Regions from separate parts of the Mus musculus genome. Here regions 1, 2 and 3 are each linked to region 4. A link is a loop called in an ENCODE intact Hi-C map of the cell type or tissue named here. Cell type or tissue: left cerebral cortex. All regions are shown on one strand.

Region 1 (8,000 bases), 190 kb before region 4:
ATGTAGAAACACCAGGGCCCTGGGCAAGCCAAGGGGGTCTCACACTGGATTAGGTGGACCAGGACCCTGAACCACTAAGGGCAGGCTGGATCTGCTAGAGGCAGACTGGCTCTGCTGCCCAGGGACACATGGAAACCCTGCTCTTATGAACATAGTGGCCCAGGAGCAGGGATGCCAAGAGGGCTGGGTCTGGACATCTGAACTTAGAGCCAGGACCCCTAGGCCATGTCGGCAAATGAGGCCGCTGGGCGGGGCGGGGGTGGGGCGATGAGGCCGCTGTGGCGGGGGTGGGGGTGGGGGTGGGGGGGCGGCCTCGCAGGGGCAGTGGCAGGAAGGCACTCACAGGGCAGCGTCTCTGCACTGTTCTTCTGGATCATTATGCAGAGCTGTAGCACCAGTTGGGGGGCGCTCTCCAGAAAGGTCTCCAGGAGGCGCAGCATGTTGACATCTGCATATTCGTACATCATAGCCCAGTAGAAGCGCCGCTGGTGTTCCTTCTGCCGCTGGCTCTGAATCCCCAGGTACATGGTGCGGATATACCTGTGGGGAGACACGGGACAGAACACATGTGTGAGTAGGGCTTGGGGCGGGTATAGAAGGACCACAACCAGCCCCCTAACGCCCAAACTTCCTGTATTGGCATTCCCCCAACTTCCTTCAGAAGCCCCCAGGGTCTTGGATGGGATTTGGGCTCAAAAGGATAATGTGGTGAGGCATGAAGTTCCAGCCCTTGGAGGGAGCTGGCCCAATGAGGGACCCCAAACCAGTTCTTCCCATCCTGGCTTCCACTTATACATAGAGGAAATGAAAGCATTGCTCAAATGAGGCTCCAGGCCCATCAAATAAGCATTTCAGATGAGCTGGGGTACAGGATTAGGGTGGAGGTAGGAGACAGTCCAGTAGAGTTGGCACTTCAGTTACTCTAGAGAGGAAAGAGACTGGCTTGTGATGCTCTGAAGTGCCACTCATTGGCTGGCCATACCCACCTGGGGAGGGCGTAGCATGCTCCTGTAGGGACCAGTTGGGCCTCTGAAAGGCTACCTCTCTCTCCTGCATAGGCTCAGATGGCCAAATGAAGAGGAGAGTCGAGCACTGGCTCCAGGTCACTGGCCAACAAGGCCGAGATATACCTGATAGACATCAAGGAGACCTAGAGACTATCAGGGAGGCTATGTGCCAGGGCAGTCACAAATCTACTGATCCCTCTCTCTCAAGAAGACATCCAGACTCTGTGGGGAGCCACAAGAGCCCAAGGAAGCAGGTCTAGTTGGGGAGCCTAGGTTAGCAGGTCGGCACTGAGAACTGTGTGATGTGGATGTTGGCTCAGTGTACCAGGCCCTCCTCTGCAGTGAGGGGGCCTCACACAGTGGGTACTGAGCACACATGTGTAGAAGGCTCTCTTCCTGTGTGAGCCTCACTGCCACCAGAAATATGCGGAGCTGTGTCTCCAAGTGATGTAAGCAATAGTCCAGCTATGGGTGGGATCCAGGATGTAGGAAGGGGCCAGGATATAGGCAGACTTGTTTGGGTAGGGTCCTGTCCAAACACAAGGGTCAGAAGCACAACTCTGTAGGTCAGGATCAAGAATGGACCCATGCACACAGTGACACATATTCCTGAGCTGGAACTGTACAGACAGGGCACAGGGCTGACAACCCTCACAAGGCTCAGTGGCCCTCAGGCACTGCTCACTCGAGTCTGCTGGACAATCCTCTCGACCCTCTCCACAGCATTGACATCGGCCCCTCCTCACTGGCGCACGCTGCCCACTCCTGCCCCATGAGAACTCTTCCTCACAAGACAGCCAGTGTTCTTGGAAGGTTCTAAGGTACAGGCAGCTTCTCCCCTCTGAAGCCAGTTTCCCAGTGCTCAGAATAATCTCCCCAGCCCTCCTCGGGTGTCAGGGCCTCACCTCATCTCCAGTATCTCAACAGCAGTCCTGTTCTCCCAGACCCTCTTCCTCATCTGTCTTCCTTGCCTCCCCTTGGAGCACAGGAGCCCTGTGTGCGTGGAGACCAGCTGACGGCACCCTGATATATCTCCCTGCAGGGGTCAGTGCCTGTGGAAGAAGCAGGCTGGGAAGGCCTGTTCTCTGGGGCTGAGGACTCCAGGCAGGACCACATACTCACAACACCTTAACGGCAGGGGAGGACCCTGGGAGGAGCCACTGTCTTCCTAGTGGTGGGAGGGGATGAAGCAGCCAACTCTGAGTGATGCTTCAGGAAACAGAGCAGCTGCATGTCTGGCGGAGCAGTGGTAGCTGCGTATCTCATCAACCAGCAGTATTCCCTGGCTCAAACTCAGCCCGACTCAGATGCAGTGGCCCACAACAGAGAGGCCCGTGACGCCCCCCCCCCCCCTCGCTCAACTATGCTCAGAACACAGTTCTGCCTCTCGGCTCTCAGGAGTGGCCCACGTGCTGTATCCGCGAGTACCAGAGACAGTCTGGCCATCGCGGGTAACAATGCCAGCATCCGCTTCACTCCTTCTGTACCAAGGTGCAGAAAGAAACCCCCTCTGTCCAGGGAGGCGGGAGGAAAGCCAGAACCTGTCCCCTGGGTCAAGACGCCTAGGCTTGGATGTCACACCTTCTGGTAGTCAGCACCCCACGGCCTCTGCCCTGGGATGAGAGCAAAGAGAGTGGAGCTTGGGACTTCCAAACACTCACTGGGCAAATGTGGTCCTCCCTTCCCCAGCTCTAAATTTTTGAAACAGGGTCTCATATATCTCAGGCTGGTCTTGAACTTGCTACGTAGACAAAATAAGCTTGAACTTCTCATGCTCCGTTTCCTGAGTACTGTGGCTACTCTCTCTTCCATCTTTTAGTCTTGGTCTCCAGTTAGTAACAGAGGGATGTTTGTTTGCTGGCTTGTAATAAACTAGTTCTGGATACAGACATAGCCTAGCTCACTTGATAGACCAGGAGGCCAAGACAAGAGTCTAAACTGATTTGTCTCCATCATTCTGGGAAAGTGTGTGTGTGTGTGTGTGTGTGTGTGTGTGTGTGTGTGTGTGTAGGGGCCCCTAAATCTATACGACAGTGTTCTGAACCTGCCTTGTAAAGTGGCCCTCTCAGTACGGGGCCAGACACTTTCTCTAGTGTGCAGGGCCCTGATGGCTCTTGGAAGCATGGATCAGGCCATCGCCCAGAGCAGATGGGATGCCACATTCTTCACTGAGCTGCATAGATTTTACCTCCCTATCAGTCCCAGGAGGTTTAGGGAATGAGCCGGTGACAGGACGCCACATCTTTCCCCTGAGTCCTTGAGGCGTTCCAAGCCTTGGGATCAGAGATAGATCCCCCTTCAGCTTTTTGGACTGCCTATCTCCTGTGCAGGTGTCTTCCTCCCGTGACCACAAGGTGGCGCCAAACCCTAAGCGTCGCAAAAAGGAGGCGCCACACCGGTGATCTCATACCTTAGGGCCTGCTCCCTCCTATGCGGCAGTGCTGGATGCAGGGGCCACCTGCTAGCTGCAGTGCATGTTGGTCAATTTGTACCGGGGTTCCAACTGAAGGCATGGTGAGTGCCGAGTTCTCCCCTACTGAGAAAGCTGGACCAGGAAGGCAGCCCAGGAGAGAAGACGCCCACCGGGCTGTTCCTGGATTTACTATCTCCTCTTCTTATGTCACCTCCTGTCACCCTGTGTCTCCTCTAGGAGTACCAGATCTCACAACAATCAGTGTAAGAGCCAGGAGATTGCAGTTGCCTGAACACGGAAGGGCTGCGTGGCCGCTAAGCGGATCTCTTCCCTAGGCTCCACCCTCACCCCAACCCCTATCGTTATCCTCCCCTACCCTAGGTTTACACACAAGAGAAGGTTTGAACTCGTGCCAGTACTTTATGTCATTGTTTTCTCAAGTGTGGCTTCACGGTGTTCAAAGTATGGCACACACTTTACACATGGTAACCTGCATTTGAGTGTGCGGAAAGGTTCTGAGCAATCGTTTTGAGTTAGTGAGTGGAGAGCATGAAGTCACTTAATCCTCGCAACAAGGGGTCTGCAGCAACCCCTCACCTCACAGATTGCCAACTGGAGCTCTGAGGCAAAGGCGTGCTCCTCAGTTTACCCAGCTGCATAAATAACTGAGTGGAATACCACGCCACACCCGGGCAGTCTGGCTTTGGGTCCAGACCTGCACAGCTCTCAGGCAGACCATTTGTCTCTTTCTCTCGAGCACAGTCCACATTGTTCTGATCGTTACAATCTGCCTATCCTCTGAGGCCTGGTTTCCTATCTATAAGATGCCTGTTCTAGAGTAGGGCCCCAGGAGAAGCTAAGTAATGAATGCACACCATCTTGCCCCCCCCCACACACACACAAAGGGCCATGAAAGCCTGGATTGTAAAGTCTCTATGAAAACAAGGGAGTGCACCAGGTAGGTGGCTGCTGACTAGGTGTGCACCTCCCCCTGACTTTAGCTCCCATGGCTATGGGAATTGTCTTGATTGTTTATTAGTGTAGGCCACTATAGGTGGAAGTATTCCCTAGGCGGGTGGTGCCGGGCTGTATAAGAAGACCAGCTATCCAGGAGCCGCTAGCAGCATTCCTCCATGACTTCTGCTTCAAGTTTCTGCCTAAGTTCCTATCTTCACTTCCCTCAGTAATGGACTGTGACCTGGAAGTGTAAGCCAATAAACTTATTCCTCCCCGAAGTTGCTTTTGGTTAAAGTGCATAATCATAGCAATACAGATGAGACTAGTATACAAGTCAAATCCAATAATATATTATCTTATCTAGCCATATAATATACATACCATATATATTATATATATAGAGATATACATATATTATATATACATATACATCCATATATATATGGTACACCAAAGCCAGAGCCAGATGGAGTTTATCATAACATGGAAGGCTGGTTCCATTTTTCAAATTCAATGAATGCAAACTCTGTCATTAGCAAAACTCACGCAGCACATTAACCCAGGCAGAAAATGTCTTTGACAGAATCCAACAACTATTCATAATAAAAACACACAGCAAGCAAAACCTGGAGCAAAACTTCCAGAATCTTATGAAGATGCCGGACACTAATAAACCCACACCATAACACCACGCATAATGGTAAAGGCTGAATGTTTCTGTCGGAAGACCAGGGGCAAAGCCAATGGTGTCCACTCTCACCCTCATCCCACCTCATGATGGGAGGAGCAGCCGGGTCACCAGCGCAAGACGGTGAACTGTAAACAGAAGATACAAACAGATCGCAGAGGGAGTACACCCATCTCTAGCTGGCAGAGGCTTAGGCTGAAGATCTAACAGCTGGCACAGGCCCACGTGTAGGACGGACGTGGAAACACCTTAAGAACAAGGTGAACAGACAGAAATCAATACTGTTTCTGTAGCTAACTTATGGATAGCTGAAAATTCAAAATAGAAATTCCATTTATATACTCCAAAATGAAATGATTAGATATAAATCTAATAAGGTGTGCAAGATTTGTATAATGAAGGTAAAAGATGTTCAGAGAAACCAAAGACATACCCATACCACAGTCATGTGTATGACTTAGATGGTAACTGCCTCCACCCACATTGATCTGAAGGCTTAATGTAATTCTTTTTCTCAAGATTTATTATTTTTAATTGTGTGCATGTACGTGTGTGTGTGTGTGTGTGTGTGTGTGTGTGTGTGTGTGTGTGTGCGCACATGAGAGCAGGAGAGCAGGGTACTATGGAGGCCAGGAGGGCATCAGATCCCCTTGGAATAGGCAGTTGCAGGTGGCTCAGCTTCAGATTTAGTGTAGGCTTTTTCAAGAGCGCTTAGTACTCTTATATCATGCCATGTCTCCACACTAGATTTAACATAATTCTAAGAAAGATCCTAGCAACATTGTCTGTGTGTTTGTTTATGTTACAGGATATTTGAACATGTTTCTAGTTAAGGTGCGGTTCAGCCCTTGGCACACACCTTTAATCCCTCTGGTTGGAATACAGACACACCCTTAGTACACACCTTTCACCCCAAAGAAGGTGAAGTTAGTTTGTCAAAGGAAAATGACGTCTAATTGAGTGGCAGAAATAGTGACGAGTCAGAGAAAGATTTGACAGAATAGGAATCTGCCCAACTCTCGGGAGAGAGGAAAGGGACGGACTCGACCTACGGGAGAGACAGACAGGACAGGAGAAGAGAGAACCATGCAGGAATGCAGTAGAGTTCAGGAGAGCTCTACAGTAGGGTTGAGAGGGAGAGTGAAGCAGCAGAGAAAGGAGGCAGTGCTTCCAGCCCTGCCAGGGACAAGTCCACAGCCCCCTGCCTACAGCACAGGTCAGAGCTTGGGAACTCATAACTCCACGTCCAAGGACAGCAGAGGGCCCCGCAGGCAAGAAAACATTCGGAAGGTGCAAGTGAGGCTTACCACCAACACCCCATACAGCTCCACTCGCTCTTGAACAAAATGTTTGAACCTAACCCTAGAGACTGGCCTGGAAGATGACTCCACATGGCTTAGAGCAAGATTACTGTGGGATACTTTCGCACCTCTGGGGCCCCCTACCTGGAATAAATTGCTATGGACTATTAGGCCATCAAGAGGAACTGGCCCGACAACAGTCTCATCCTAGAAGGCTTGCCCTTTTGAACCAAACTAGCTCTGGAGGGGAGACCATCTTGCTATCTGTGTGGACAGTGGTGCAAACTGAGTGGTCTTAGCTAATGATGACTAGCCTGCACATTCACCTAGTAACTGCTTTGCTTGGAAGCCCACCTCTAGGAACCCATCTGGCTCATTCACAGAGAGGCTGGGACCCCAGCTTGGTCTTCAGCCTCCTCAAAGTACCCAGGGTCTCAAAGTTCTTCCTCTAGGAACTGTCTGTCTCTAGGACCCAGTGCTTGACCATCTCCTATCTCTGGAGACCAAGAAGCTCTTAGGATGCCATCTCTTCAGTGCCTGGGATTGGGGCTCCACCCTACCTACAGGTCATAGAGTTGGCCCACTATTGCCTGACCTTGGCTTTTTGCAGGACTTCAAAGGGCCAAGCAAGGGATTCCCAACTAGATGCAACCAAGGAAGACCCGGAACGTGTTTGTGAGTCCTAGTGAGTTTAACTTGCAGCTAGAGGCCTCAAGGAAGTGTGTGCTTCCATGTGCATCTTGCTAAAGGAGGGTCTGTCCTGGCAGGGACCAGGGTCTCAGTGCATGGCAGATCCCTATGCCATTGTAGAGATGCTCAACACTTAACAATGCAAGTCCATCTCCTTGTCTCCGAAAGTATCATAAACCAAAATGCACCAGATACTGGAGCTCACAGCCTGGCAGTGTAATGCATTACAGAACTTAGGTTGTTTCTCTGGTGGCTGTGGCTGACTGTGCACTGTAGCTCACTGCCCACTGCCCAGCATAGAGAGTGGGTGGAACTGCACTTTGCCAGCCCAGGAAGAGATCAGAACTCAAAATTCTAAATACGGTGACATGTGTGGAGTGATTTCACACAACACAACTGTAAAGTGAAAGCATTTTGTAATCCAAACTGTCACAAAGTCAAAGTGGAGTGGAAAGGGAAAGGGAAGGAAGGGGGAGGAAGGAAGGAAGGAAGGAAGGAAGGAAGGAAGGAAGGAAGGAAGGAAGGAAGGAAGGAAGGAAGGAAGGAAGGAAGGCAGGCAGGCAGGCAGGCAGGCAGGCAGGCAGGCAGGCAGGCAGGCAGGCAGGAAGGAAGGAAGGAAGGAAGGAAGGAAGGAAGGAAGGAAGGAAGGAAGGAAGGAAGGAAGGAAGGAATGCAGGCAGGCAGGCAGGCAGGCAGAGCAGGAACGGGAAAGTTAATGTAGAAAAAGGAAGGGAAGAGAGGGAGGGGAAACAAGAGAGTTCGGGTGCCCCAGGTCTACCTCCCTTCTCTGTCATCAGTGCAATGAATGTCTGTCTCTAGGTTCCATCCCTGTAGTTACTGTTGTTGTTTCTAGAGACCGTGGGTCAATCAGGGGCCATACATCCCCAGGGAGCCACTGGAAATTTGCTGAACAGAGGCTGAGTGGAGATTATGGAAGACCCTGA
Region 2 (8,000 bases), 84 kb before region 4:
GGTCTGATTAGAAAGAGATGACCTCAGGAAGAACATTGACCTGGGACCACCAGGTCCCACTGAGCTCTCCACCCCACAGACTTCTCGAGGCACTGTCTCCCTGTTTGACGAGCAATCGGTTTGGAAAGGAGAGTAGAAGCTACAGGCACGCTCATTTTACACAGAAGGAACCAGGGGACCACAGAATAACATAGGTAATGATAAACAGCACAGGTCCCAGGCATGTCAAGGACAAATGATCGTGAAGAAGCTTGGCAGCCTGTGACCATCTGGGACTAAGCACTCCAATGCAAAGCTCTGGGTGCTGTGGTTAGATCAGAACTTCTGGTCCTCAGCTGCTTGGGAGGTTGTGGGACCTGCCTGGCAGGGCTGGGATACTCTGAATGAGAAAATGGAGAGGTACAGCCTAGCCTTACATCTGGTCCTGTTCTTTCTGCTTCCTGGTCTTTAAAAAAAAGAAAAGAAAGAAAAGAAAAAAGAAAAACAAAACGTGAACGAGCCTGCCGATGCTCCCACCAAGTGGCGCTGCCATGGACAGAGGCCAGGAACAGATCTGCCCTCGGCTGCTATGCCTTCCCCTTCACAAGGGACTGATAACTCGAGGCGTGGACCAACACCCCCTCTCCCGAATTATGTATGTCAAGTATGAAGTCACAGCAGCGAGAAGTAGCTAATACTCTAAGTAAAGGCAGAACCACGACCTTCCTGCATCAACAGCTTTCTGCTCATCGAGAGGGCTCAGAGAGGCAGCCCCTAGCTTTCTGGGTTATCCAACTTAAAGCTGGCAGTTTTGATGAAAAGCAGCCCACGCATTGGGGAAAGTGTGTTGAAGTGAAGCATGGAAGGCACACAGAGAAAGCGGCTCCCACTGAAAACAACGGTACTGGAGAAATCCGAAAGATTGACTTTAACTTTGACCTGACCCCCACTTCCTCACACATTAATCAGTCAAATGGGATAAATCTATTCCCGCCAGGGCGGAATTACACATCCTCTGTGATCCAGTGTCGAATAGGTTATCTCTTGATTAAGGTCTTAGCATGAATAAGACTTTTATTGAAATGATTTCCATTATCTGTACAGCAGTTCATCAGGAATAGATTTGGCCCAGCATCTTTCAGAAATGATTTGATCACACATCAAAATGTGGGCATTTGAGTAACTTTAATGGAGAAATTAAATATATCAACCTCACTTCCTCCCCGGGGGCTGTACCCTTTCAAGAAACTCCCATGCCAGCAAGTTCAGACAAGTCAGTGGTGGGGCTGCCTTCAGCCCAGACTCTTTCCTATATCCTGTGTACCTCTCCTCTATCTTGTGTTCTGACAGCTGACATTGGCTTTCTTTCTCTATTTCTCTTAAAGGCCCAGGCTGGCCTCAGACTCGCTTTTGTAGTCAAGAGTGAACTTGGATTTCTGATCTCTGACAGGGAGATCAACTGGCAGAGCAGTGTGCTGGATACCAAGGGCAAGAAAGGAATGCCCGATCGCTCCTGCACCTTTGGGGAGTTGTGGAGCTGCAAGTGGTACACTTGGGTGTTCACAGTCATTTGGTGCTGCAGTGGACAATGGCTGAGCACATTGCTGGGAGATCCTGAGAGATCCTGAGAGGAGCTAGCTCGCCACTTGCAAGCATCCCCCTCTGACTCTTAGTCTCCGGTAAACGACTCTGCTAAATGATACCCCTCCCCCTCACATGAAGGTTCCAGGATTGTAGAGCCTGGACAGCCTGAGAAGGCATGGCTTCTCCACTGTGTGCATGTCCCTGTGGAATTTACACTCCCCATTGGGCTATCCTGTCCTTGGCCCAGGTCACAAGTTTCCCTACCAAACCCCATGACTGGACTGCAAAACTCAGCCAGGGTCGTATTTCCTTTTGGGTGCTGGGAGTGATTCTGAGAGGACAATGGAGCTGCTCAATGAGAAAAAGACAGAGTTGAAGATGTCCATCTCAGCACTGTTGTAAAACAAACACTGTTTGGGTGACCCGAGGTTCAGGAAGACACACATACTCTGCAGCGATGAGGGCTCTGGCAAGCTGTCACAGAAGTGATCAGGAGCCAGGGGAGGGGCTCAACACCCAGAAAAGTGAGACAGGAGGATTGCTGAGAGAGTTCATGGCCAACCTGGGAAACAGTGAGTTCTAGGTCAGCTTGGGCTACAGAGATCAATGAATTAATCAACCAAATAAGCAAAGAAACACAGTGATTATGAAAACCACACAACCATGTAAGAAAGTGATCTGAACACAGAAGTTTATGCCCATTGTAGTTACAATAACAAATTTTAAATTATTTATAAAGGAATGCAGAAATTACTAACTAAAGTTCTTAATGGCTGGAAATTACATTTCTTTTTAAAAATCCTATCCTATTGTGTTATTTTTATAATAAATAATATTTGATAAAAGCCAATGGAGCTGGAGATGTAGCTCAATTTGGTACAGTGCCTGCTTAACATGCAGGAAGACCTGGGTTCAATACCCACAGTGTGCATAGCAGTGTACACCTATAATCCCAGAACTCAGGGCACGGAGGTGGGAGACTTAGAAATCCAAGTTCATTCTTGGCTACAAGGTGAGTTTGAGGCCAGCCTGGAATATATAAGAGAAAGAGAAACAGAGAGGGAGAACAGGGGGAAATAAAAAAAAATAGGGGAAGGGGGCGAGGAATGAAAGAAATTACAGAGTGGGGAAGGGAAGAGGGGAAGAGAAAAGAAAAATGAAAGCCAAGTGGAGAAGCCCAGAGAGAACGGCGCGTGTGGGGTTTCTAGTGGCCTCTGCCTTACATGGCCTCGGCACGCCTCTCCAAGCACACAAACACACACTACCTGGCAACCTCCAGAGAGTTTCCAGATCTGACTCCTTTCTTGTCCACCCACAATCTGTGCTCATTGCTACACTTTATTTTCGACCGTCAATATTTTCCAAACCCACGGAGTTGAGATCTGGTCTGAGCACCACGTGTGGACAGCCTCTCGGTAGTGAGAACAGATGCACCATGGGCAATCTCGGCCACTCGCAGCTTTCCTGTGCACAGAAGCCAGTGGCTTATTTTCAGGCAGGATCCCAGAATTCAGCTATATTTTACACTGCCATTTTAAAATAACGCTCTCAAAATACAACTCTCCTGTGTCTACGAATTGCGCTGTTTTCCATAGAGCATACCCTAATTCTGGAAGGGGAGAAAGGCAGGCAAATATTTATTCAGAAAGTGCTTCGTATTTACATAGCACCTAACGCTAATGAAACATCTTCCCCATCCTAATGATGAGATTAAGGTGTATATTTAGAGCTCCACCCACCAGCCTGCCTGTGCCTCATTCAGTCCAAGTCTGAAGTCAGCTCTCAGGCTTCACTAGCTTCCAGCATTAGTGTGTGGGATCTATTTTACTCCCTGCTAGGAAGAGGTGCTTGCTAGCAACATTCTTGCTTTTTCTGAGGCTCGAAGAAGCTTCTCCTCTCTGTGGGTGCTGGGCGCACTGCCAGCCTGAAGGAAAAGGAGAAGTTCTGCACATTCGGAGGGGGGGGACGGGGGCTGGGGGTGGTCCTTGAGTCCTTCACACATCTGTAGCAGCTCCTAAGACTGGATTTGGTCTAGAGAGGGGGAGTTTCAGTATAATGGAACCTCTCTGTGGGGTACAGTCAACCTTCCCGGTCTCAAAGGATGCACTGCTCTGCCCCAGTAGGAGCCTGCTCTGTTTCTCACTTCCAGCTCCTCATTCCGCCTGGATGGCCATTTCCTGGCCTTCTCTGGCCCATTAATAACTTCACCATCCTCTTTTCTGTCCCCTTCCAACTCTCCTTCCTTTTGTCCCAGGCCAGTCTTCACAAAACTCAATTGGTGCCAGCACTTGCTTCATCCCCTAAGCTCCATTGAGAGCTACTAAGGACAGGGACCATGACTCTTGTCTCTGGTGACAGGCCACATTCAATCTCTCTTCAGCAGGTGCGCTTGCTGAAAGGCACACAGAACCCTCTACAGGGAGGGCTGTGCAGTCACTTGTAAGGAGCAAAGGTGAGAGATAGGCAGGGGTCTCAGAGGGGACACTAATTAGCCCTCATGCCAACCTGATAACTCTAGGAGAGCTAGTTTTCCGTATTTCACAGACAGGATTACAAAACACCTTCAGAGGTAAATAATGTTGGTAAAGGACAGGAGAGAGGTGAGTGAGTGGTGGTAGGTAATGGGGTTGCTGCAGTGGGTAACCACTGCCCTGAGACTCAAGGAAAAATAAAATGCTTGTCAGAGGTTGGAGGTACTAGTAATGCCTCCCTTCTGTCCGACCTTGATTGGCCATGTCACAGGCTGGTGTGTGGAAGGCCCTATAGCTCAGGCCTTGAAGGTCTTGCCTGTGGACTGTCAGTGTAGAACAGGGGACAGCACTGGTCTCTGGATCGCCAGTCTCCTCCCCTGGCACACTTTGGCTCACAGCCATAGCTTCCAAAGGACAGCCTCTTGGAGTATGCTCACCCAACTCTTCCCCAACCTCTGTCAGAGGTCTCCCTGCTGTTCTGTGGACAGGTGTAGAACACCTGCCACAGCCTGGCACTTGCCAGAGTGACGTCCACACGTTGCTGCATCACACTCCTTGAAGACTGGTTGGCATGCAGATATTCATCGCATATTAAAGCCTGCAGAGTCCTCCTGCCTGTGAGGAAGTTCTAGGAAGCCACATTGGAGTCAGAGAGACACTAAAGTCACCACCTAGGATTTGAACATCCAGTAGAAGAGTATGTCTTCTCTTCAGGAGGTGGTCTGGATTCTCTGAAGGTATCTCACAGCTTTGACAGGCACCCCGATGCACTCACGTGAAGACTAGGATTGAAAGCCAATGTGTGCTTAGAAAAGATTTTTTTTTTAAAACGAGAATTCATATCACATAGCACTGATCCTCAACTTTGTGAATATATTGTCTCAGTGGCTTATAGGTTGTCCCTTAAATGTAACTTAATTATTTAAGAAAGGAAAACCTCACCGTAGGGGAACACAGTTAATTCTGAAGCCCTGGCTACAGAAGTACCTAGCACATAGTAGGTTTTCAAACAGTGATAGCTGTGTTATCTATTAATAGTAGCCCGTGGGCTTTAAGTGTGAGAGGCTCATTGAAACTGTCCCTTGTCATCGATTACTGAGCCATGGCAAGGTCCCCCCAATGGGATAATATTACAGACTGCCCAGCCCGCATGAGGGCAACCCTGGACCAGCTAGTCTAAAATGTCAGAGAGAACAGAAAACTTTCAACACCGATAAGTTGAGTCCTATACACTAGAAAGGGGTGTGTTTAGGTTAAGTGACTTGCCTCAGCTACAAAGTCACTCCCAATTCAGGTCTCTGGTATCCTGCTGATTGTATCTCTTTGCTAGACTCTGCTGGCCCTCTAGTGAAAGGAGAAACTTCAAATAAAAAGTAAGCATGGTCCCTTGCTCTGCTACTGATGGAGGCAGTGCTGTGTCTGCTGCTAGCATCCTCTGAGGAGAATGAACTCCAGAAGCAGCTGCAGCAGAAGAGAGGCCCTGCAGGTCACCTGGCCAGTGCTGCCCTACAGGGATCAGTTGTGTCCTATTTTGGAGGAACTCCAGGGAATGGCTGCACTGCCAGTTTCATGAAAGTTGATCTGCCACCCACACACCTCTGATGTGGTACATTCCCTAGAAGTCCCCCTGCATGGCTTGTCGTCCTCATGCCTGTAATGCCTTAGTGTTATGAACACTCTTCAGCCCTGAACCTATCAAATCTACCCTGAGAGAGGCACTGATAACTGTCTCAGTGAAGGGCACTTTGGGTGCTCACACAAGTCCACAACCCATAGTCACTCCTCCCCTGCTTCCTCGCTTAAAAGGGGGACTGACCAAGTAGGCAAACTCTAATTTGCTACCACCAATCCCAGAGACCCCATTTCTCTTCCCACGAGATTGTGCTAAACTTGAAATAGGATGGAGTCTAGACAGGCAGACATGGTAGATGCCCACTGCCCAAAGAGAGGCCTGTGCATGCTTCCTCCTCTCCCGACACCATCTCATCGTGGCTACATCTCAAGAAGACACTAAGGGAGCCTGCATGGAATTCTAGGGGTGGCAGAGCAAAAAAGATGTGGAAGGAGCCTTTGTCTCTGATGTCAACTTTGAGCTACCAAATTAACCAATTCTGATGTCACTGTGATAACTTCCTGTTAGGTGATATTATCCACTTCCCTTATCGAGCTGACTAGGGACTGTATTTTCCGTATTTGTAGCCAAACCAACCTAAATGACTGTCAGTCTGTCTCCTCCATGCAGTCTTAGCATCTCATGAATGAGACAGACTATTGCTAGAACCAACTTCCAAACTGCACATTAGGTCAGTCAGTATGTTACACCTTAGCACAGCGCTCAGCACTTTGGAACTTCTTAGATGAATGGAGAGTAGACCGAACTCCTTGCCTTCTATATTTAAAACAAAAATGATGGTGCCACGGCAAAGGGGAAGGGTTTTCCAGACCTCCCTTGGGGACAATAGGAAGGGGGAATTTAGTGCAAGGTGAAGCACAGCCTGTGACATAGGAGGGTCGTGAATGAAGAAGGGACAGACTGGTCAGTGAGATTCAACCCCCCAAGTCTGCCACCTTCCTGCTGTGTGACCTTTCAGTCGTGTGACCACACACACACACACTATAAGACTGGACATGGGGATATGCTAATTTCCAAGTGAAGAAAACAAGTTTTAACTACCTTCCTTACAGAGCACTCATAGAGAGCACAGAAGCTGAACAGATTCCTTGGATGAATATTATGAAGAAAAGAAAAAAAATTGTCATGGAAAAATTCCACTCAGATCCAGGAAAGGTATTGAATGGCTGGGTAAATGAACTGGGCACTGACAGAAGATCGTGGCATCACCTCCCTGGTGGCTTAAGATTTTAACATGGATATCAAGACGGGGGACCAGAGTGCTAAAAGAAAACGAATCTTTCTTCTGCTTCTAGTCCCCAACACTCTTGTCATAATCAAAACTAGTTTAATGTCTCATGGCGTCAGTCACCACAGGCCTTTCTTCCTATTCCCTACCTCAAGAACCACAATGAGGGAGCCCAGCCCAGCACTGTACACCTGTCCCAGTGGACCATCTACCTAGGAAACCTGGGCTCCTGAGGAGGCTGAATTACGGGTGTTAGCCGTCACCACGTCTCACTGTCCATTACTCGTAACAAAAGCTGGTTGCAATACCCCAAGTCCATCCATATTGTGCAGACTTTTCCAGACATACGAAGGGAGTAGTCACGTGAGCAGGCTATAGAGAGTAGGGCAGCAATAGGTATTAACAGAGCCACCGGCTGAGTGTTCTGATTTCTTCTCAGTCCCCTTCACCTCCTGCATGCCATTCACTCCTTTTGAAACATGTGGGGGAGAGATTGCTCTGTAGAAAACAGAAGATAGGATAGCCATCTTTTATGCCTTCTTGCTGTGTGACCTTCCAGCTGTGTGACCTAGTGTACATTACTGCCAATGCTTCTGTAGCTTTTTGTTTCCTCAACTGCAACCAGGGACAGCAGAGTTGAGATAGTAACAGTATATACACACCATACCCTACAGGACAGGCATTATCATAGCCCAGTTCACAGGGCAGTCTGGGAGGCTCGGAGGAGAAGGCTATGAATAGGAAGTGCGTGTAATCCCTCAGTTGAAGAAAATTACTGAAAATTTGTTTTCTCGAGAAGCAGGCTGTTCTCCACAAGCTCTGTGATATAGACGCCAGCTGCAAGATCGCCTCCCAGAACGGAGACTACTTAGGCCCTCAGGTTGTTTCTTTGTCTCATGCAGGATTCGGTGTCTAGGGCCCCATTTGTTCAGTTACTTTACTTACATTCTGAGAGCCTTCAGTGTTCCCAGGGAGAAATGGAAGACCCAGGAGCGCTATATACAATGACTGTGCAGAGAAGATGGGGCTAGAAGACTGGGGTGGGGAATGGGTAGCTGAGACCACAGCTGAGTCCTGGGTGCATCAGGACCATGCTGGTAGGAAA
Region 3 (8,000 bases), 170 kb before region 4:
AATTCTTTAACTTCATTATTCTTTCTCAAGATTGTCTCCTGCTTTTATATATTTTTGGGGGGAGGGGGGGAGACAGTCTCACTATATAGCCCGACTGGCTTTGAACCCACCATCTTCCTGCGTCAGTCTCCCAAGTGCTGGGTTCTAGGAGTGCGCCAGGCTTCTCCCTGCCTCTTCAAGCTCTCCTGCCACTTATGGAATAAAGACTCTGATGAGTCTACGTGTGTCATGAGAATGGACTCACTTCCTGTTACCTATGAGGAATGTGACATCATGGTCTTATTTTATAGGTAAACCAAGTCATGAAGTAAGCAGGCGCCTACAGTCTTGGAATGGCCAACAGCTAAGCTGGGAGGCTGTATGGCTCTGCTTCTCCCAGGAGACGCCCAGAGAGATGTCTGTGTGCTGAACGTGACTCTATTTTATAATAAGAAGTCGGGATACAGAGAGGTTTCCCCTTTGTCCACTGTAACAAGGGCAGAGTGACACCTGGGGTCCTGGTCTAGGAAGAGTGGTTACCCCACCGATACCTTGAGGCCTCCTAAGATACTTAGTCCTTCCTGAAACGCAGACCAAACTGACTCACAGGAAGATGATGGTGGCTTACCATATTATCCCACCAACCAGGAGAAAGACCTGTTTAAGACAGAAGGCTTTAGGATGCATGCATGCCACTGCGGCCTGAACCACACCATCCTCTCCTCTACAGGATGGAGCAACCCCGTCCAGCTACAAAGATCATCCTCTGATGGAAAGCATATGTCTTTCCCCCAACCCCTGGCACCGGTGACTACAGTTGACGGTCACTCCCATGGTGTTGGTTCCTCTGCATTGTGACAAAGGAGAGCGGAATTATTTCATTCCACAAATGAGGACCTGCAAAGCTGTTTAGGGTCAAGAGCATGCTGAGATCCTATGCAGCAACCAGACAGCCTTCTTGGAATGTCCAATACTACCCCCTGCCAGGTATCCTGGTCCCCTGATACTACCTTCCCAACTTCACTCATTGTTATTGGGGTCATCCAGCTCACAGGGAAGTCACCCCTTTAAAATGTCTGCTCAGGACTCCATCAGTCTGTCTAGTCCTTCAGCCTCCTTACATTAATCCCTAAGTCAACATCTCAAAAAGTATCTATGCCTTGAGACAGAAGGACCCAAAGCCGCTCTGAAGCCTCCCTGCATCCCAGAGTCTGGGGGACCTTGAGCTCAGTCCATTGGTGTCTCTTCCTCACCGAGGAAGGCTCTGGGTGGCTGGGGAGATCCAATTGCCAGCCTCTCATAGCCTCCACAGACAGACGTGCAGCTCCGGGATGCAGATGGCTTTGCTCCCAACAGGAAGGAAGGTGCACGGTTGGCAGGACAGATGGAGAGAACACCTGCTGTGAGATGCGACACCCTACCCCGTCTCCAAGCAGCACGGTTGGCTCCCAAGCTCTTGGCCACCCATTGTCACAGTGGGGGAGGCATCTGGCAGGGTTCTGGATAGGCCTCTCCCCATAGGTTAAGCCAGACCAGAAGACAGGGACACAGATTAGTCATTCACTTATACCCCAAGAACTCGAGCCGACAAATACGTCAATGCTAAAACTGGCCACCTGTGTTATTAAAGTTTTTAAAACATGAACCAGGCATCATGGAAAAAAAAACAGTGATTAAACTTTGATATATATTTACTACATTAAAACCAAGAGAAGAAACTCATGGTGATTTTAAATGTGTGTTGGCCTAGCTGCGTGCTGTGTGCTGCGGATAGGTCTCTTGCTCTTTTTGACCCTCTAATCTGAGGCAGGCTAGAGCATCTAAAAGAGCTTATGGTGCTGCTTACCTCACCCTTAAACCTCAAAATAGCCTGGGTTAGGCTCTGCAGGTTACTTCATGAGATAGCAGCCCCATTTGGATCATGCCCAGGCCAAATTATCTAGAAAAGGAATGTTCTGTCTGAGCCATCTGTGAGAAGTCTTGGGGGACAGAGGACCGAAGCCCAGGACTCAGATCAGATTCTGGCATAGGTACTAATGCAATTAAGGCACTAGGACCATCCTTCTGGGTGGTTTGTGTGGAGTTATCTTTGGTTTAATCAAATGGGAGGACGAACCTCCTAGGAAATCACTCTCCCCCAGGAGACCAGGGCTGAGTTTCTCTGGACAGGGTCATCTTGAAGCCTGAACATCCACAGCTAAAAACAGATCACCAGAGGAAGCAACAACCTGGCATCCAGCAAGGTTGTAGTTCAGCAGACGAAAGTCTCTTATCAAAGTCAGCTCTACATTTCAGCATTAATCTGAGTGCAGAGCCAGTTCCTCTGATGAGCTGAGACCACACTTCAAGCTTCTCTACACCCCGAGGGGTAACCTCTGCTCATGGATTCCCATGGGCTCTGACTGCTTTGTGGATCCCTGGACAGGAGATTTCATAGAAGCGAGGACAGCTCATGCAGTTTCCTGGATGTGGGGTCCCTCACTGCCTCTCTTGTGCCCACTCAGCAAAAGGGAAATCCTGGGCTACTAGGTTCATGCACAGAAGGGATCATTGTCCTCTGCAACCCAAGTCGGTGGGGTAGGAAGATTCTAGGGCATCTCCTGAACCATCATGAGCTGCCACCACTGAATACCACTATGGGAGAAGCTTCAATAAGATATTGGGTTCTCACAGCTAGGGCCGGAGAGGCCCAGATCAAAGGTGCTGATAGATTTAGCTCCTGGTGAATGCTACTTTCTGCCAGCCGACGATCACTTCCAGCCTCTGGCTGGCTATTTCCTGCCCACTGGTGGCCACCTTGTGCTTGTAGATGAGCGCTTTCTTGCTGTGTCCTCATATGCAGAGACAGAGAAAGCTCTCTGTCTTCCACTCTTCTGCTAGGACACTGATGCTATCAGAGGCTCCCTCTTCTAGACCACATCGAAGCCTAATTGCCTCCAGCATCGGAGTGTGAGAGACAGAGTGAGTATTCTGTGATACCCAGCATCTGCAGAGAGGCAGGAATAACCACACGCAGGATGGTCATTCCTTTGGTCCCTTTCCCCTGGGTTCCTGTAATGATTTGAATAAGACACACACACACACACACACACACACACACACACACACACACACACACACACACACTTGCTCCCCAGGCTCAAATATTTGGAATGCTTAGTCATCAGGGAGTGACACTACTTGAGCAGTAGTGTGTGTGAGGGAGGTGTGGCTTTGTGGAAGTAGGTGTGGCCTTGTTGGAGGAAGTATGTCACTGGGCATGGGTTTTGAGGTTTTAAAAGCCTTCTTCCTGCTGCCTGTGGATCCGGATGTAGAGCTCTCAGCTACTCCTCCAGCACCATGTTTGCCTGCATGCTGCCATGCTCCCCACCCTGATGATAATGGACGAAAGAAAGCCCATACTGCTCTCCTTTATAAGAGTTGCTGTGGTCACGGTGTCTCTTCACAGCAACAGAATGATGACTAAGACAGTTCCCATGGCAGGAATAATCTGGAAGGAATCCAAGAATAAGCAGAGGAGGCTGTCAGGGGCGTTCCAAACACAAGTTTCTGTGGTCAGGACTCGTAAGACACGAGGTGTCCGGGGTACAGTATTTAAGGTGGCTCTTACTTCAGGGCCGTACCTGTGTACACACCTGAATATGAGCACCTTGAATCTGACACTTAGGATCATGCTTACCACCCCATGCTAGGCCTGACTTGTCCTGACTCTCTTCAGCTTGTTCCTCCCACACAGGGCCCCTGAGTCACTCCACGGGCCAGAGGCAGAGAGGCAGAGAGGCAGAGAGGCAGAGAGGCAGAGAGGCAGAGAGGCAGAGAGGCAGAGAGGCAGAGAGGCAGAGAGGCAGAGCAGAGATTTTTCTCCAAGAGAACCCTCAAGTCTGTCTATCCATAGACAGTGGGCATCCTGTTAAGCTTTAGCCTTGGAAGAGGACTACCTAGTGTGTGAGGGAAAGATGCAGATGTCCCCACAGATAGGAGAGGGTGGAGAACAGGGACAGTAAGCACCAGGCCTTCCCTAAAATCAAGGAACAAGCTCATCAACATAGAGGATGAAAAGGAAAACCTGCGGAATTCCCACTAGGTGCTGGGCTGGCTGCCATCTTTGCATAATCGTCTCATTTGATCCTGAGCACATTCCCGAGAAGGGAGGTGTGAGTCTCAATTTACAGATAAGGGACAAAGATTCCAGGGTGTCAAACGGTATGCTCAAGGTCACAGAGGACCTTGTCTAACACTCAAAACCAGCTGTCTCAAAATCCAGCTGTTCTCCCCTCCCTTATCTCCTCACCCACTCAATCCTCAGGAGGGATGCTGGTTCTGGGCTAGAATGAGAACTACAGGTACAGGCCATGGGTGAGCAGGGACAGCATATGCCACTGCCTAAAGTCTCAGGGAAGGCAGAATGAGCACACAGAACCCAGCCTAAGAAGTCGGGCTTTTTCTAAGCACAAAGGGAAAGCTACCAATAAGATTTCAACAGGGAAGCAGCAAGAGCCAATTGACCAATTAAGAAGATCACTGTGGCATTGGTGTGCCAACCAGCTGGGAATCTGGTGGCCATGTGTCAGGCAATTGGCGACAGGCAACATTCCAAGAATGGGGTCGTGGGAACTTGAATGAGGCATTATGGGAACTTCGGGCTGGAGAGACTTTGGAACACTGGCTGTCTTTTTCACAGAGCTGGGGTGTGACTACCGGACCCACGAGCTGTGACTGGTGGAGGAAGCAGTAGCCAGAGCCATCTTGGGAGCCAGAGTTGGATGCAGCCTTAGGATGGGAATGGAATGCCCAGCAAATACTCGGTGATAAAGACCTCTGAAGTCAAGGCTGTGGGGATTAGGAGGGTAGCTCAGGTACTTAAAGTGCCTGCCACACAAGAATGAAGACTGGATTTCAGATCCCCAGGACCTACATAAAAGCCAAGGCCTGTGCCTTCTATCTATCACCTCCACACTGGGAGGAGACAGAGCCAAGTGGACCCCTCAAGTCCATTGGCCAGACAGCCTAGGAGAACTGCTGAACCCAAGGTCTAGTCAGAGACCCTGTCTCTAAGGGATAGGTGATGGATAACTGGGAAAGACAGTGGCCATCAACTTCTGGCTTCCACATTCACATGTATACAAGCACACACACACACACACACACACACACACACGCATGTGCCCTAGCATGCACACATATACATACCCACATGAACACCAAAGCATACATACCACAAACACAAATACAGACTACTGCTAAAAGTTTTCAATACTGCTCTTTCAGACCCTTATACATAGAACCAACTCCAGCAGGCCCAGAAAACCACCAGTCTCCTCTTGGTCAAATAGCACAGGGGTCTAAATGGAGTCTAGCACATCTCAGAAGTGGAGAAGAAAACACAGACATTCAGTTGTCTGTCCACAACCTCTTCACTTTTCTCCTGGGCAGCAGAAATCCTGTCTTCTTTTGGTGCTATCAACAGGGAAAAGAAAGGCCAGGTAGTGAGGTCAGGGCCTTTAACCACCTCTGAGAATCATCTTTCCCTGACAGCAAAATGGGGTGCTCTGTATGCCCTGGGCACAAATGCCTGCCTAATTGTACCCTGCATTTTCAGCATTAAAGCTATCCCTGCTTTGGGGGAGGGTGTTGGCACCTCAAACCCCCAGAACGCCCATCATATCCCCATGCTGTTCCCTGAAGCACAATGCAAGACCCTTGGCCTAATCACAGCTTTGGGAGGTGCAGGGGTCGGGAGGAGGGAGCTCTGCTAGAGCACATGGAGGTACTGACTTTCTGCCTTTTTAAAAAGAAGAAAACGCAGGCACTAAGCAGGCTTAAGGGCTTTTTTTTCCTGTAGTACAATATTACACAATAGGGGTTATTAAGTCACATACTTCAAGTTGTTCCATAACCAGCTTTGTGCTGCACTTCACCCCCCACCCCCCAGCTAGGAGGCAGAGTCACCATGTAGGACTAGTAGCTGCTATGGAGACCCTGAGGAAAGGCCCCCCACTGGAGACACCAGTGCAGTTTCGTTCATTATTGATGCTAACCATCTTTCAGAGTGAAGGGAGACCTCAGGTCCGCTTCACCATCTCTCCTTCCTGGCTCCGTTTTTCACATGGAGATTCCAGTTCTTCTATTTTTGGAGCTATATAGAGTCTCGACTTTGGATCTTGTTGGCATTCCCAATGGGTGACTATCCTTTGAATCTGAGCATTTTTCTGCGTCCCTTAACTCACACTAGCCCCTTACAATAGGCTGAACACGCTCCTTCTTCCCTCACTTTCTCTAGGGCACCCATCCCTTCACTTAGCTCCAGTCATTTGAGCAGCCATAGGACCTCTGCACTAGCTCTCTCCTTAGCAGAGAGTACTTGCTCCAGACAGACAGACAGACAGACCCACTGCCAGATGCTGAAAGGAAACCCAGAATTTCTGCCAGTCTCATTCTCTGAAGCCCTTTTCCTCCCATGTGATACATATCTGAGGAGGGGCAGGCTGTGGTCTGCTTCAGTTTCCACAACCTAGGATCCACAACCTCCGGCAGAGTCTTGCCTGCTCTTCAGATCATGCTCCCTTCCCTATTTCTTGGAGGGATTGCAAAGAACCACTGACAGGCTGGAGAAACCAGGAAAGATACTGCAGAGCTCTTGGCTGTCCCCTCAGGAAGATGCATAGTCAAGGCTCTGAGGACCTATTCACTAGCCAGGAAGCTCTAAGCCAAGCAAGTGGCAGATCCCTGGAACTTATGGACAAATGTTTGCTGTAATGTCTATCTGTCGAGTTGATACAACCTAGAATTACTTGAGTCAAATCTCAATCGGGAATCCTCTACATTGAGTTAACCTGTGAGCATATCTTTGTGTGTGTGTGTGTGGGGGGGGTTGTCTTAAGTAAGTTAACTGATGTGGGAAGAATTAGCCCACTATGGGTGGCACCATTCCCTAAGCTCCAAACTGTAAGAGTAGAGAATCAAGCTGAGCACAAACAATTGCACATGCATGCATTTATTTCTCTCCGCTCTTGACTATGGACTGATGTAGCAAGCGGTCTCAAGGTCCTGCTGCTGTGATTTTTCCACAGGGATGGACTATACCTGGAATTATGGTCCTTTCTTCCCTAAGTTGATTTTTGTCAGAGTATTTCATTACAGCAACAGAAATGAAACTAAAATACCCATTTTAAGCCTTCTTTCTCAGTCCTGAGAAATCCAGGGAATCCCTGTGCTCTAATGACGGTGCTAGCCTATCAAATGTGGCTCTAGCTTGTGCATACTGTCAAGTCTACACCTGTGGAGAGGCCGGAGCTGTAGAGGCCATAGATCGCCTAGCCTAGGGGACAGCCCAGAGGCATCCGTTTCAATGTGGCCATGAATGCCCATCACGGTGTTGGGCACACACATATCTGTAGCAAACAGGAACTCAAATAGGGACCAGACTGTGGTCATCCTACAAAGTGAGTTCAGGCGTGCAAAGCCCCACGGAATCAGTTCTGTGCTCCTCTTTCCAGAAGGTAAAGGTAGCTGGCAAACAGCCCACTTGAGACTTGGGGAATGGGGCCCAGTGCCTGAAAGCTTGGGTTTCCTTCTCTGACAGCTGCAGGGTGTTACTGGGACAACAGCCGGCTGTCTGACAGCTTTACTCGGTTAACTTCCTCTGTGCTGAATGCAAAGGCGAGAGCTCCTAAGCAGATGTTCTGTTTCCTCCGTCACCACGACAAGATGCTGGGGATGCATCTGATCTGTGCCCGGGCAAAGTACTTCCAACTTTCTGCGTCTGCCTCACAAGGTCTTGGGATACCAGGTTCTCCAGGAAGCACACAAAGGTCACCATCCCCAGGTTCCAAGTTCCTGTTGGTTCCCAAGTCACCGCCAGCTCAGGCTGGGGGCACTTCTAGGGTCTTCTCAAACTGCAGGTACATGTGAGTTACTAAGGTGTCGGGAGAGATGGCAGGACTCCACTCCCAGAGTGTCTGATTCAGTGTGTCTGGGGTGAGACCCAGTATCTTTGCAGTTGAAATGAGCTCCCAAATGAT
Region 4 (8,000 bases):
TTATGAGAATCCCCCACTGGGTACTCTCTGAAGGTGGAGCCACGCAAAGACCAAGATGCTGAGGAAAGGCTTCAGCACAGCCAACAGACATGCAAACTCAATCACACAGTTCCGAGTGCCAGAGCCTCCAAGAAAACTGTCTCATTTCCTAACGCCAGCTTGGGGGGCTGAAGTAGTCTGGAGTGCCTCGTCCCTAGGACTGACTCACACACCCATCAGCTCCGGGGAGAAGCACCTGAAGAGCAGCACACACAGAGCTACACCGGAAGCTACATGTTCAGCAATGAGTGCCAGGAAAGCCTGCACTAAACAGACCTGATCACACTCTGATGTGCCCCAGGAGCAAGTCCACCACACCAAATCACTGCAAACACAGCTTGGGCTGGCCATGTTTATGTCAACTTGACATAAACTATAGTCCTAGTCATATGAGAGCAGGGAGCCTCAAATGAGAAACCGCCTTGACTGGCCATCAAGGTGGCAAGCAAGCCTACTGGGCGCTTTCTTAATTTGTGATGTGGGAGGACCCCTGGATAGTATAAGCCTGTGCTGTGGTCCTGGATGCTATAAGAAAGGAGGCTGAGGCTGGGCATGATGGCTCACACCTTTAATCCCAGTACTTGGAAGGCAGAAGCAAGAAGATCTCTGAGAGTTCAAGGCCAGCATACAAAGTGAGTTCCAGGACAGCTAAGAGCTGTTACAGAGAAACCCTGTCTCAAAAAAGAAAGAAGGGGAAAAAAGAAAGCAAGCAAGAAAGCAGCGCTCTTCCATAGCCTCTTTCTTCATTAGCTCCTGTCCCCAGGTCCCTACCTTGGCTTCCCTCGATGGACTATCCATCAATCAGCATATATAAGCCTTTCCTCCCCAAGTGTCATCACAGCAACTGTCACCCTAACTGAGACACAGTTCCTTGCTCCAACCTGGGCTTGGCATGACAGAGATGTCACATGTGTCATCCTGACAGGGAAAACAACACAAGGAGAAACTACATATTCTTAAATAGATACCATACTCTCTCCAAGCAGACTCCTTGCATTTTACATTTTACAACAGGAAGAAAAACAGAAGAAGGGAAGAGAAGCAACTATTCAATGTTTAATGGAATTGGTTTTGACAATGTACAACTTCACTGACGTCTTTTCTTAGAAACATGGCCCAAATCAAATGATGGACTTCCTAACCTTAGCCGGGATACTGGGTGACCACATGAAACAGCACAATTTAGGTCAAAGATGTGATACAGGAAATAACTAGAACCTCAAAGACCTGCAGTAAAGGACTGAGTCAATGTATGCTGACAAGCAACCGTTTGCCAAGAGGTGAAAGCAAGGAAAGACTGAAAACCTTTCTTGCAAGCGCTTCTCTTCCGTGTGAATGCTTTCAAAGCAAGCAACATGCCTAGCAGGTATTAATGAGCAGGCCTTGTTCTCAGAGCATTTCAAGCAAAGTCAGTCCAAAAATAAAAAATGAAAATCCCTCCTCAGTAAATACTGCCCTTGAAATGCAGCAATAAAGATGAGACAGCCTTGCTGAATTAGCCTGTCGTTTAATACTGTAACTCTGTGAGTTACATAAAGATAAATTCCAATCTGAAAGTTAGACATAGTAAAGACACAGGCATCTTCGGTAATTTCTTTGCAGTGAAGACTCTGGAAAGTCAAATGAAGGTTGGGGGGGGGGGGGCAAATAGAGCATCCCATTTAAATTCTAAAAGCTAAATCTATACATCCTAGTTTGTCCCAAAACGTGGACTTAACTTTGCACATCACAATTCAGTTTGGCTAAATGGGAGGGAGGATTATACTGACGCTAAAACTGACTGAAGCAGAACTTTACCTTCAACTGGTCTCAAGAGCTCACTTCCAACTAACAGGATGGGACACATTAGAATTAATGCTCTCAGAAAATTTAACGTGACATCAACTTCCTCACGGCCCACATTCACATGCATGAGACAAGGAGACAGTAACTTCAGCTTGTTCAAACAGATGCCTAGTTATTAAATACATGCTGCATAAAACCCTACTAACAGTTCATGATCCTTCTCGTACTTTTTCCTTGTCTCCTCATGGCTCATACCAGCCTCCAACCAACTGAAAAACTGTATTCTCAAGAGCAAACCCCTCCAACCAACTGAAAACTGTATTCTCAATAGCAAACCCCTCCAAGCAACTGAAAAACTGTATTCTCAATAGCAAACCCCTCCAAGCAACTGAAAACTGTATTCTCAATAGCAAACCCCTCCAAGCAACTGAAAACTGTATTCTCAATAGCAAACCCACTTTGATTCAGCATGGGATTATTTAGGGAAAGGGTTAAAATTTTAGACTTTAAGACTTATTTTGAAAATGTTCTTTTGGCTTCAGCTATACTTTTAACTAAACTTCCTGTTTGTAATTTTTTTATCAGCAGGAAACAACTTCTCTGCAGATAAGTGCAGCTGGAGTAATGGTCACTGGGAAGAACCTAGGAACACTAGTCAACAACCATGGGAAGAACAGAAAAAGCAAGACCCACTCTCACTTCTTCCTGACTCTGCATGTCAACTCTGTAGGACAATGTTTTAATTCAATCTCATGCTTTCTGTGATGTTCTGAAGATTCAGAATAGAGATATGAAGAAAACATTCAAAACACAAACTTTATTACATCTAACCAGAGCACAGCTTTATTAGCCGAGATGCTGAGGCCTAAAATCTACTTGGCATAGAAGATAGTCTAGGGCAGTCTCCTCAGAGGAAATGTACTGAAAGGATTCAGCCCTGTGTAGGTTCTACTACTACAAAAAAAAAAAAAAATGTTCCCCTTGCAAATACTGTCACTGGCAAAGTCACTGGATCCAGAACACACTGGCGCAGGTTTAAGTCGTAGGACACACAGTGACTAAGGTTTCAATGGTTTCTTGGGGTAGCCAGAGAGGTAAACACTGATGGTAGTCAGTAAGGGAGGCAGACAGTGAAGTAAGTAGACAGTGAAAGTAGTCAGGCAGTCAGGAGACAGTGAGACAATCAGCAGACTTTCAAGTAGACAGTGCGGTAGGAAGCACTGAGGTAAACAGAGTCGGTGAGACCAGCAACGGTAATCAGTGTGGCAGGGAGCGAGGCAGTGAGCAGACAGTGAGGGAAATGGGTGTAGTGAAGCAGTCATCGAGAGGTATTCCGTAAGTAGACAGAGACAGATAATAAGTGGAAGACACGGAGACAGTCAGCAGACAGTGAGAGAGTGACGTAAACAACAGCAGTCAGGCAGTTAGGTAAGCACTGGAGGTAATCGCCGAGGTGAACGAGGAGGTAGACAGGGAGATAAACAGAGAAGGCAGTGAGCTAAGGATGGAATCAGGAAAGCAACCAGTCAGTGTGGTCAGACAGAGAAGAAAGCCAGCTGGTGAGCTAGTGAGGTACCAGGTAGTGGGAAAGGAAAACAGCGAAGCAGCCAGTGAGGTACCCAGTCAGTGGAGTAGCCAGTTGGTGAGGTAGCCTGTCAATGAGGGCAAGACAGTAAGACAGTCAGTGAGGCAGACCACATAGGAAGGCATATATATGAGTCTGGTGTAAACAGGCAATCAGTGAGGTAGCCGGGAAGTGGGGGAAGACGGTGAGGCGGTAAGGTAGACAAGGAAGGCAGTTGGAGAGGCTATGATGTAAACAGTGAAGCAATCAGTCAGCGAGGTGGACAGTTAATGAGGTAGAAGGTGGGGTAGCTAGTCAGTGAGGTACTCTATGTGCTTAGACAGTGAGGCAGACAAGGTTCCTTGGTGAGTGGTTTTGAGAGATCAACCTGACACACGAGGACTTTACAGAAGCAGGGGAAAGGGCCTTGAGGCCAAGCTTGCATCTTGGATGTAAACACAAACCACACAGAGGCCTGGCCGTTAAAAACAGAAATAGGTGCTCAAGTGGCTCAGTGATTTTCCAGAGGTGAGAGTTAACAGCAAACGCTTGCTGCCACTAGATACCATCTCATTTTTTTTCCCTGTCACTGCGAAAAGGGCACATCTATTCCGGAAAGAAAAAAAAAGTCATTTTTTTTCCTTCAAGGAGGGCAGCGGTGTGGAGCAGCGGTGTTTGCAGGGGCTGGGGCTGCAGGAGGAGGAGGGGCGTGAAAGGAAGGAGTGCTTTAAGGAGAGGCAGCTAGGGTTTTTCCACAGGGCCCCACACCGGCCACTGCAGAGAGAAAACAGGAGTGGGGGGGGGGAGGAAATGTCCCTCGGGGAGGATGGGGGTAGGGGGGAAGGCCAAGTGCAACCGGCTGAAGGAGGCCAGGTCTCCTCCAGGATGCAAACGAGCGCCAGTTACCTTGGGACACAGCGGGGGGGGGAAAGGGGGCAACCAGGATGGAGGTCTGCAGAGGAGAGGCGGGAGGGTAGAGGCAGGGTCTTCTCCAAGTGCAACCCAGGGACGGAGATGGACAAACAGCAGGACCTAGGGCCTCCCCCGGGCCAAAAGGCGTGGCCAGGCAACCTATAGACCGTCCCGAGATGCTAAGACAGCGCACGGCTACCCCCGGCTCAACCTAGCCCAGACTGTCCGAGGGGCCCGCGCGCGGCCGCAGCCCCCGCCCCCAGCCCGCAGTGCTCTTACCTCCACACCTGCCCCATCTGCAGCAGGTGGATGACCGACTGCCAGATCCACACGGAGAGGCGGCACAGACGCTGCGCCCCCGGGGTGGCCGAGCCCCCCGCACCCGGGCCGCCGCGGGCCGCGCCGTGGCCGTAGCCGGCCCCCATCATTGGGGGTCCCCGGCTGCTGAGCCCCTCCACGGCGCCTAGCCCGCCGCCCGTGTAGTCCTGCACGAACCAGCGGAAGCTCAGGCTCTGCACCAGCAGCGACGGCACCAGCACGAAGAACAGGGTCAGCCCGAAGCAGCCGTAGTCCCCCTTGCGGTAGTAGTCGAGGGCCAGCCACAGGTCGGTACCCACGTCCCCGAAGAACACCAGCAGCGCGAGCACGATCCACAGGCAGTCAAGCCACGGCCGCTCCACCTGCGGCGACGCGGGCTGCGGTCGGCCGGCCGAGGGCGTCGGGGGGTGGCGGCCGGCGGCCCCGGGCGGCTGCAGCGGCTGGTCCCCCCCGTCGGCGGCGGCGGCGCTGCGGCGCGGCTTCTTGCCCAGCAGCGAGCGCAGGCAGGCGGAGCGGCAGCCCCAGTAGCACGAGGAGGTGTTGCAGCAGTGGCAGATGTGCAGCGAGCTGCTCTCGCCGGGCTCGCTGCCGTCGCCGCCGCCGCAGCCGCCTCCCCCGGGCTCCCCGTCCTCCTCGCCGCTGCCCACCGCCTCGTCCAGGTTGTGCAGCTGGGCGAAGCCCACCCCCACGCCACCGCCATCGGATTTCGCCGCCATCTTGACTCTCTTCCCAGCTCCGGAGGTTGGGGGGGAGGGACGGGTGGGGGGAGAAGGCAGGGACCGGGGAGGGGGGGAACGAATGGAGAGGAAGGGGGGCGGGGAGGAAGCGGGGAGCAGACGAACGGGGGGAGTGGGCCAGGGAACCCCCTCCGCTTCCGGGCGGGCGGCGTCACTTCCGGGCGAGCCCCCCAATCGCACGGCGCCCGCAGCCTCCTGGCCCTACCCTACCGGCCAAGATGGCCGCCCTCCTGTGCCTCAGCTGCTGGGCGGGGGGCCGGGGGGTTCTCCCCGCCAGGGCTCCCCGTCCCCTCTTCCGTTGACCCCGAAACCCATCAGGTTGACCCCTCGGCGTTTCAGAATCCCGCTGGGTTGAGTGAGACGGTCCAAAGTGTTCCCTGGAGGAGGCAGTGCCAGACGTTTTGGGGTCCCCTTCCTCTGCGTCGCAGCTCTCAGCTTTGCTCTGGGAGAAACGCCCCCTAACACCCTCCCGGCTGCGGGCAGAGGGGCGGGACCTTTGAGGGAAGGGGAGGAGCTAGTGAAAAGCAGGTGATTACTTGTCACTTCCGGGAGATAGGATGACCTCATTGTGTAGTTAGACACCCCCCTCCCCCCCACCAAAATGGCTGTGTCTCACCTCTGGCTGGATAACCCCCCCTTCATCCGTGTTAGTTTCTTATTTTGAGGGGCTCTAAAAATAATGACATAAGTCAATAAGAGTCCACAAACTTACTGATTCTCACTTCTGTTTAGACATCTTTCATCTTTATTGACCCCCTAATTTTCCTGTCACTTGATAACTTTCCCATATTTTGTAATAAAGTTTCCAACTTTCCCTCAAGAAAATTCTAGGCAAAATTTAGCTAGAAATCAGCCTGGTTGCCTCTTTCCTGTTGTAGCAAGAACTAAATGGGCATCTTGTGACCTTGAGTGTTTTCTGCACAGTCAAACATGTTTTTACCTACTTTTTTTTGTTTGTTTTAGCGTGATTTTAAAACTCTCTAAAGACCTTCATTTGGGAAAAAAAAAAAAAAAAAAAAAAAAAAAGCTTTAAGCTGTATGTATCAATTACTTGTTCAGGCAATTTGAATGTGTGAAACTTGTCTTTGCCAGTGTTTTGGGGGGTGCTAAGGCTCTGTTAGTAAACATGGCTTTAAATGAGTGAAAATGTTATTAATGTGCTATATCATTAAAATAGGTGCAGAGTATTTGAGCTTCACTAACAAATTGTATAAATGAGGCAGCACTGAATGGATTTGAATTACAATGCTCTTTCAGTGGAAGACAGCAAACTACTTAGTTGTTATTGATGAGTTATTTTAAAGAAGTATTTTAAAGAAAAAGTGAAAAAGAAAACACTGGAATTTTCTCATCAACCTCTGTAGATTGTTTTTATCCAATTTTTTTCAGTAATCTAAGAATGGCAATAATGGGTTTTTTTGTTTTGTTTTTTGTTTTGTTTTTTTTGGAATGCTAACAAGACAAATAGGTAATATGTTTATAGCATTGAGGTTCTGAAGAAAAAAACTACTTTGACAACTTATGACATTTAACCCTATAGGATCTACTTCAGTTTCTAGAGTGACTGGGAAAGAAGAGAATACCCTATTGCAGAACACAAGTTTTCATGAGTATATCATGCCAAGATAAAATGTATAAAAACTGAAAAACTATGTAAAGAATTTTACCCATACATTACAGAAAGTGATTCTAAAATCTACTTTGTGAAAGAAATCATATAACTGCATCTTTTACTTTTTGCTATAGTTTAATCCTTTTACTTTCTATGGTAATAAAACAGCACTAACAGGTAAAATATTATTTCTGCATATAGGTGAAAGACTGTTTCTTTGCTGGAGTTGAAACAACACCTTGGGGGCTGGAGAAATGGCTCACAGGTTAAGAGCACTGGCTGCTCCTCCAGAGGACCTTGGTTCCCTTCTCAACACCCACATGGCAACTCACAACTGTCTCTAATCCAAGTTTCAGGGGACCTGGCATCCTCATGCAGACATAAATGCACATAAAAATAAATCTTTTCAAAAAGAAAAAAGGAACAGCAGTGAAATAACATCTTAAACCATGGGTTGCACACAGTTGCTCAGACATGAATTCTTGTTCCATTAAAGTGGTATGTGAATAACATAAACCAGATAATCTCTTTAAACCTCAGTTGATGTCTTCATATCATGGAATATATGCTTTCTTTGAAACTGTGCTCAGTAATAATCTATTTAAAGCTTCCAACATGATACCTCATAGGCAGTAAACAAATGGTAACTAACTGCCTGTGTTATTGTTGCCCTTACTGTTACTGTTATATTGGTATCACCCCAATATATATCTAGTTAAACCCTATTAAGTAAATTTATTGGCACTAATATAAGAAAGCATTTTGAAATATTTCCAGGAAATAAGTGCAATTAATTTGTACTTTTAAATATATTTTCTTTATTTAAATCTGGGACTACGAAATGAGATACAAAAGCAGGCAGTAACGGCATATTTATGATCCTTATTTCTCTGTGCTCTGAAAGAATAGCATCTACAGGTGAAATTAGCTAAGTAATTTACACTCACACTCGCTAAGGCTGACAAAAGAGACAATGAGTCAAAAAGTGTCAAATTGAAGTTTCAGGTAGATACATGATTCAGTCTTTGCAAGT

Evidence for each region. Hi-C counts contacts between places; a loop is a spot of excess contacts. Peaks named below come from ENCODE experiments on the same cell type or tissue, not always from the same donor. Only the 100,000 strongest peaks of a DNase experiment are listed, where the experiment ranks them.
Region 1: it touches region 4 in a loop (2.5-fold over the local background); 4 of 42 quality-filtered maps call a loop at or near these places.
Region 2: it touches region 4 in a loop (4-fold over the local background); 4 of 42 quality-filtered maps call a loop at or near these places.
Region 3: a loop joins it to region 4, with 2.0 times the contacts of the local background. A loop is called at or near these places in 2 of 42 quality-filtered maps.

What each region holds. Positions count from the first base shown.
Region 1 is chr14:63,790,747-63,798,746 of GRCm38, reverse strand. Xkr6 (X-linked Kx blood group related 6) reads right to left here. Exons shown (of 3, transcript NM_173393.2): 2 at 344-540. Among named protein-coding and RNA genes, the nearest start is that of Gm41175, 31 kb to the left of the region's middle. In left cerebral cortex, a CTCF peak has its summit at 3,365 (motif pointing right); a DNase peak (open chromatin) is centred at 3,381.
Region 2 is chr14:63,688,139-63,696,138 of GRCm38, reverse strand. All of the region lies in intron 1 of Xkr6 (X-linked Kx blood group related 6), which reads right to left. Among named protein-coding and RNA genes, the nearest start is that of Mir598, 35 kb to the left of the region's middle. In left cerebral cortex, no CTCF peak of the experiment used is centred here; DNase peaks (open chromatin) are centred at 792, 3,053 and 3,332.
Region 3 is chr14:63,773,180-63,781,179 of GRCm38, reverse strand. All of the region lies in intron 1 of Xkr6 (X-linked Kx blood group related 6), which reads right to left. Among named protein-coding and RNA genes, the nearest start is that of Gm36218, 36 kb to the right of the region's middle. In left cerebral cortex, no CTCF peak of the experiment used is centred here; DNase peaks (open chromatin) are centred at 1,376, 3,496, 4,583 and 7,610.
Region 4 is chr14:63,603,864-63,611,863 of GRCm38, reverse strand. It overlaps Xkr6 (X-linked Kx blood group related 6), which reads right to left and starts at 5,334. Exons shown (of 3, transcript NM_173393.2): 1 at 4,580-5,334. The coding sequence starts at 5,334. It overlaps Gm15918 (predicted gene 15918), which reads left to right and starts at 4,145. Exons shown (of 2, transcript NR_167937.1): 1 at 4,145-4,905. In left cerebral cortex, a CTCF peak has its summit at 4,880; DNase peaks (open chromatin) are centred at 4,906, 5,179, 5,483, 5,815 and 3 more places; H3K4me3 peaks cover 3,205 bases; H3K27ac peaks cover 2,321 bases.